Linked DNA regions of Homo sapiens: region 1 is linked to region 2. The links are chromatin contacts, found by Hi-C in ENCODE. All regions are on one chromosome and are shown on one strand. Each heading gives the region's core, a stretch centred on a gene start or an enhancer-like site at or near the end of the contact. The rest is flanking DNA. Distances are from core to core; before and after follow the strand shown. Region 1 holds the start of USP44 (ubiquitin specific peptidase 44). Region 2 holds the start of NEDD1 (NEDD1 gamma-tubulin ring complex targeting factor).

What was found. A loop is a pair of places that touch in the nucleus more often than their neighbours do. Pooled maps may share reads with other maps.
Region 1: a loop to region 2 is called in a map of naive thymus-derived CD4-positive, alpha-beta T cell, with 8 times the contacts of the local background. The contact joins the promoter of USP44 here to the promoter of NEDD1 in region 2. A Hi-C loop is called at or near these places in 2 of 168 maps with a recorded cell type or tissue (both naive thymus-derived CD4-positive, alpha-beta T cell) and 6 of 50 pooled maps.

Annotation. Positions count from the first base shown.
Region 1 is chr12:95,550,006-95,553,045 of GRCh38, reverse strand. USP44 (ubiquitin specific peptidase 44) reads left to right here and starts at 1,570. Exons shown (of 6, transcript NM_032147.5): 1 at 1,570-1,774.
Region 2 is chr12:96,905,177-96,908,537 of GRCh38, reverse strand. It overlaps NEDD1 (NEDD1 gamma-tubulin ring complex targeting factor), which reads right to left and starts at 1,281. Exons shown (of 16, transcript NM_152905.4): 1 at 1,238-1,281; 2 at 682-934. RefSeq lists enhancers at 459-598, 639-728 and a silencer at 969-1,248.

The DNA.
Region 1 (3,040 bases), core at 321-2,820, 1.4 Mb after region 2:
CCTGGGGAGGCCGAGGCGGGCAGATCACGAGGTCAGGAGTTGGAGACCAGCCTGACCAACATGGTGAAACCCCGTCTCTACTAAAAATACAAAAATTAACCAGGCGTGGTGGTGCATACCTGTAATCCCAGGTACTCAGGAGGCTGAGGCAGGGGAACTGCTTGAACCCGGGAGGCGGAGGTTGCAGTGAGCCGAGATCACGCCACGGCACTCCAACCTGGGTGACAGAGCGAGACTCTGTCTCAAAAAAAAAAAAAAAAAGAAAAGAAAAGAAAAGAAAAACTGAGTATAGGGTGGAGGTGGAGTGGATGTTTATGTTTAAAAAGGGGGAGAAATGGACTCACTTCACAATTTTGCTTCCATTTATACCTAAACCCTGGGGCTCAGGGTTTCAGTTTCCAGTAGGCCTATGTTGGAAATTCACCTGCAAGGTACAAGTTTCCCTGACAGACCACCAAATAAACAATGGTCTTTTAAAAACAAATCAACTTTGGTACCATCTACTCAGCTGGCATTTACCTTCCTTACCTGCTACCAACCTCATTCTTAGAATTAAAGAAAAAAGGCGAATTCTAAAGCCCCTTCTACTCACTTTCCTCCACTAAGGCCATAGCTTACATCTGCTGCTCTTTTTTCCATACTCCTTTTTTCTCAACTCCTTTCTTTCATATTTGCCAGAAATTTAAGGTCGTTTGGGTTCCTCTCATTTAAAAAGTTCAACTGAAGTGTGTTGCTACACCTTAATCAAAAGTTTATGGCTGAGTTATTTAGCGTTTCTTTACCCACTTCCTCTGCTCAATCCTTCATCTCCTCATAACCATTGAAATGAATGCTATGAATATCTCAATGCTTAGCATGGTGCCAGGCATTTAGGTGTTGAAAAAAATGTTAAGCGAATATTAGTTATTAGGTAAGAGCATTGTCTGTAAAACTCTGAAAAGTCTTAAAAGTGATTCCTAAAATTTCACAAGCTCATAAATTCTTTAGTCTGCAATTATGATTCCTGAAATATTCTTCGATTCATGAAAGACTGGACTAGGAAATTCTAAAAATCGACATAAAGCATAAAAAGCCACTCTGAGGTTTATGAAATTTACAATGTTTTGTCTTCTTTTAATTCATTCGTACTTTTCTCTCAGGATACAAAGGGCAAAACTGTTTGTGTAGTAACTCAGAATTGAGTAGTTACACATCCATTAGGTTTCAGAATCGTTAAAATTTTATCTGGTTTAGGAAACTGCTTACCTTGGAAGGGCAAATTGCCATTTCTCTCCATCTGGGGATCAGGGAAGCAAGGGAAGCCCCCCTAAACATCACTTCCACGCTCCTATATTATGCTAAGGAACTTCTGGTTGATTCATTAGGCATTTCAGCAGTGTTTTTGGCCGGTACTAGGAACTGTGGAGAGGTATAGAAAGGGAGCAAGTGCACAGTCCCGGCCCCCAAAGAGGTTACGATGCAAATAGAAGCAGGCTCAGAACTCGGAACAAAAGCAGTGACTGCATAATAATGCACTGCTGGGGGTGGGGGATGGGGATCTGCACGCCCGGTTTGTGACTTCAGGAAAGCAGTTTCCAGGAGGTGAGAGTTTAAGCCAAACCTGAAAGAGGTTGATTTGTAATGATTTGCAGGGGGGCACTGGAGGCAGCCGCCAGGACTTTTCACTTAGGAGATCAGCATTTGCCCTGATGGAAACTGGGCGATCCTGCAGGGACTGACCTCTGAGTTATCCAAAGGCCGACCTGGGGAAAGACTGATTTTGAGGTTTTAATAGGTAAGTTTGGGGACATCATTGATGAAGGTGGGCAGGGAAGGAGGCTTTTTTCTTTTCTTTTTTTTAATGTTACAGTAAAAAGCTTAGATTCGATGAGACGGGTTAAAAAACAAATAGGAAAATTTAAGGAGAAGAATGACTATGATTGCTATGTAAAAATAAAATTGCAATAGAGAGGTTCTGGAGCTCAGGAAATGAGCTAGAGCATGCTATAATTTAGGCCTAGATAGTGAAGATCATGAATAAAATGGTAGCTGAGGAAATTTCAAAGTTGAATAAGTAGTAATAAGTATGAAGAAAAAGCTAAACTACAAACATCTGCTCTTTAATTACTAACACTAGTAATGAGAATTTGTCTCCAGCCTCTTCCCTTCCCACTCCGCACCTCTTCCTAGCTTACATCATTGTATTAAGGCATTTTATTGAAGACACTATTCAGCACTCTCCACCTATGCCTTACACAGCTTGCCTTTGCTTTTCTTCCCATTTCACTTTTTCTCTTCATTTATTCACATCATTTTAGTCCTTAAAAGACCCCGCCCAATTACTAGATCAGAGGGAGGCAACTAAGACTCTTCCTATCTCCCAAACGACCTTCCAGAATGGTTTTATGGCATTATAATAGGAAAGCAAGAGTTTTGATTTTTCTATTATTAATATTTTGCTTTCAAGGAATTACAGGAAAAACCATATTGCATGCCAGAAATACTTAAATTTTAAATATTTCATCTTAAGAGATGCCCTCATGTAATGCTTTTAATGCATTTGAGAAATTCAGGTGGTGGGCAAAAGTACAACATAGAGGTTAGATGTTTTGAGTGGGAGAAGTGCACTGGGGTCATTATTGAATCAGAATTATTATGCACTTAAATATATAGAAAAAAGAACAAAATGAGTATTAAACTATGCAAATTCATCCCTTTAATCTTTATTTGCATGACTACATTTTATGCAGTTGTAACCTTAATGTACATATTTGGTATTTTTTTCAAACATGAATTGATTAGACATTGTTGCTATTTTGTATCTATTTTGTTAACATAAGAACTTCCTGTGTTATATCAGATTTTTTTTTTTTTTTTTTTTTTCTGAGACGGAGTTTCGCTCTTGTTGCTGCCCAGGCTTGAGTGCAATTGTGGATCTAGGCTCACCACAACCTCCGCCTCCTGGGTTCAAGCGATTGTCCTGTCTCAGCCTACCGAGTAGCTGGGATTACAGGTGCCCGCCACCAGGCCCGGATAATTTTTGTATTTTTAGTAGAGACAG
Region 2 (3,361 bases), core at 32-2,531:
AGACAGGCACTTTAAAGAGCAACAGGTAGTAATGAACGATAAGTGAGAAAAAAAGATGCTCAAAAGTACATGGGAGAAAAGGAAAGGGAGAGGGCACAGAATTATACCTCCCACACCTTCCTAGTATGGAAAGTGCAAGACTACTGCACAGCATTAGTGATGTCACAGGCAGGTCCCCGAGTCACCAATACAACAGCACACCTACGTCTAGTATAAGCCATTTCAGAGGACAAGTTAAAGACAGAATTATAGAAACGTTTCATTCTCGAGACAAAAAGTTAATGTAATTCACTCATGTGCTTCCTTATGCTCCATTCATCCGATACAGTGCTACTAAAAGCCATTAAAGTCACCTGCAGAGATGTAACACAATGTTTGGATTTGGAGCCTTAAACATGTGTAACACGTGCCCCCTTGGTTCCCAAGTCAAGGAACAACTAATGAATTGCTGGAAAAGCGAGCTCTAAGCCCTGTAAACCACAACTGCAAGCTGTGTCTAACTGCATCGTAACCAGGCCTGGTGAGCTGCGGGGTGTAGTGGGTAGATCACTGAGGCCTGGGCTCAGAAAAACTGGGTTCAAACGACCTGCTCCAACTTAGGAAACACAACTCGCCGGGTGATTTAATGTTTGTTTTCGGCTCTTAAAGCGGGGCGGGGAAGAGGACCATCTGCCCACCTACCTCGGTCTTCTAAGAACTGAGCATTAAGGGAGAGACTTTACATGAGTCCCTCAAAGACGGTCCCGTCGAAAGCTAGCAGTCAGGACACAAGGCGGTAACGTCGGCCTGGGTTTAGGGACAGCGGCTACAGGAACCAATTCAACTACACCACTCAGCTGAAATGAAAGTTCTCCAACTTTCAATCACCAAAAATACACTTTACTTGCAGGACAACAGCTCAAGTGAGGCTAACCTGTAAAATGCATCCAAGTACCTGCCAAAAGAAAAGTACTTGAGGTTGACAAAAAAGGAGACAGACTTGTGGAGACGAGGCAAACTTTTCGGAGGCAGCACACCCCACAAGGCTCCGGGAGGTGCGCGACCCCGGCCCGCGCCTCCCCGGACACTTCCCAGCCCAGCGCGCCGCCGCGCCCCCGCCCAGCAACCGCTCCGGGCGCGCAAAGCCCAAGGACCGCCGCCCCGCCCTCTGAGGGGGACGGAGCGGGTCTTAGGATCGGGAGGGTGCGCGGACGCGGCGGGCGGGGGCCCGCTGACCTCAGGGCCTCCGGAACCTCACCTCTCCGCAGCAACACAACAGGGGGCCGCGGCCGGCTCCGCGCTGGGCTTCCGGCTCCCGCCTGGACTGTTAAACTTCGGCGGCCGGAAGTCCCGCCCCGAGTGACGTCACGGGGCGAGGCGCTGCGTGCGGCTGTGGCTTCTGGCCGGACAGAAGTCGGGGTACAGAGGGTCTGGTCAGGGCGGCGCTGGGCAGCCGCGGGGGAAGTTATCCCAGTGTCAGGGCGGGAACTGCGGGCCGGGGCGGCCCTCTCCACGCCCCAGCGACGGAGCTCCGGCCACTGCCAACTGCTTGTCATTCACTTGCTGTTTACTGTGTGCCAGGCACTGTGCTAGACTCTTGAGTGTACAGTGATGGTTTAGCCTGGGGATACAGGGGTACAGTGAATTCTCGTGGTCCTTGGCCTTGTGGAGCTTACAATGCACTATAGGAAGCTGACGTTATTAGATGCTTAAATGGAAAGTGAAACTATGATAATGAAAGGTATAAGATGCACGAAGACCCATAATAAGGGAAACTATTGTGGATGTGGATTTAGGAAAGGATTCCTACATGCGATTTACAAGCCAGGAAACGCGCTCAGGCTGAGAAATAACCCAAAGAGTAGGCGTCTGCACTAACCTACTTCAAAACCCATGATCTTTCTTTCGCATCATGCTGCGAGGTCCGGAACATCAAACATCATCTGTTTGGGAATTCTTTTGAAGGGGATACTTCAAGGTGGAAAAGGAAGTTGCTGAGCCGAGTTTTCAAGTGCCCCTTCCAAAGGTCCTTTTATAGCTCTACTGACAATTTTTGCTAAGAATATTTATCATAAATATAGAGCATTTCTTCTGCAAAAAGTGTTATTCTTTCATCACAACTACATGGGGTGTGTTTCTGAACTAGGTACATCAGCCCCAGTTATCTGCATTCATATTGCAGATAATTGGAAAATTCTAATAAGTGCATTTTTTCAGAGCAGAAATTGAAATCGTAGCCAAGTTACTGAGGTTCATGGGGGAGTGGCAAAAGGAGAAAGATAGCAAGCAGCAACTACCTTAATTGTACAGTCTGCAGTTCTTGAGGCTATGAAATCCAATTTGGGCAGGGAGGAGGCCCAGAAAGTTGGGAACTAAGAAAGTACGGTAAGGGAGTGGGGGCAGGGAGAATGGGAGCAAATGGAGAAAAGAAAACTTCAAACAAAAAGGGCAATTAATTAAATCTCTGAAAATTGAAGCCAGCAGGAAAATTGAGACTAGACTATATGAAAATATATATAATAATACATGTAATATAATATATACATATTATATGATATAATACTAGTTATACATATAAAAATAGATATTTATTGAACACTTTACTAAGCACTGTATTTGTGTATATAGACGTAATGTGTATGTATGCAATATATATATAATTTCATCTTTCTAAAAACACATGAAGTATGTGCTATTATTTGTCCCCATTTTACATATGAGGAAATAGAGGTTAAGTAACTTGTCCAAGGTTACAAGTTTAATAAATGGTAGATTCAGAAGTTAAACCTGGGACCATGAGACTGCAAAGACTGTCCCAGACCTTTATGCTATACAGTCAAGAGCCATAACACAGCGTATAGGGCCAAATGGAAACCTCCATTCCTCTGTCCTCACTGATGCTGCGGCCTCATCAAATCTTACTGGCCCTGAAACAGTCCTGTCATTTTTGTCCGTGCCTCTGTGCCTATGTATACACTGTTTCCTCAGTTCTGTATAATAGTTTAACGAACAATAGATGCCAAATGTTAGAAGCCTTGCTAATATATGAATTATATAAACATATACAGATTTCCAAAAGTAGCCATCACAACAAAGAATATTTCTAGAGACAAAGAGAAATATTTCATAATGATAAAATGGTAAATAACCACAAGCCATTATCAATTTTAAGTGTATAGGTGAACGTAAGAGAATTTTGAAATATATGAAGAATAAGTATCAAAGCTAAAGGAGGAAAAAAGCATACCCATAGTCATTGTTGGAGACTGACAGAATTTTCTCAGTAATTCATAGAACATCCAGATAAGAAAAACAAATCAGAAAAGATGTGGAAGATCTGTACACTTATCAACTATTTTAACTGACATTTATAGAACACTAT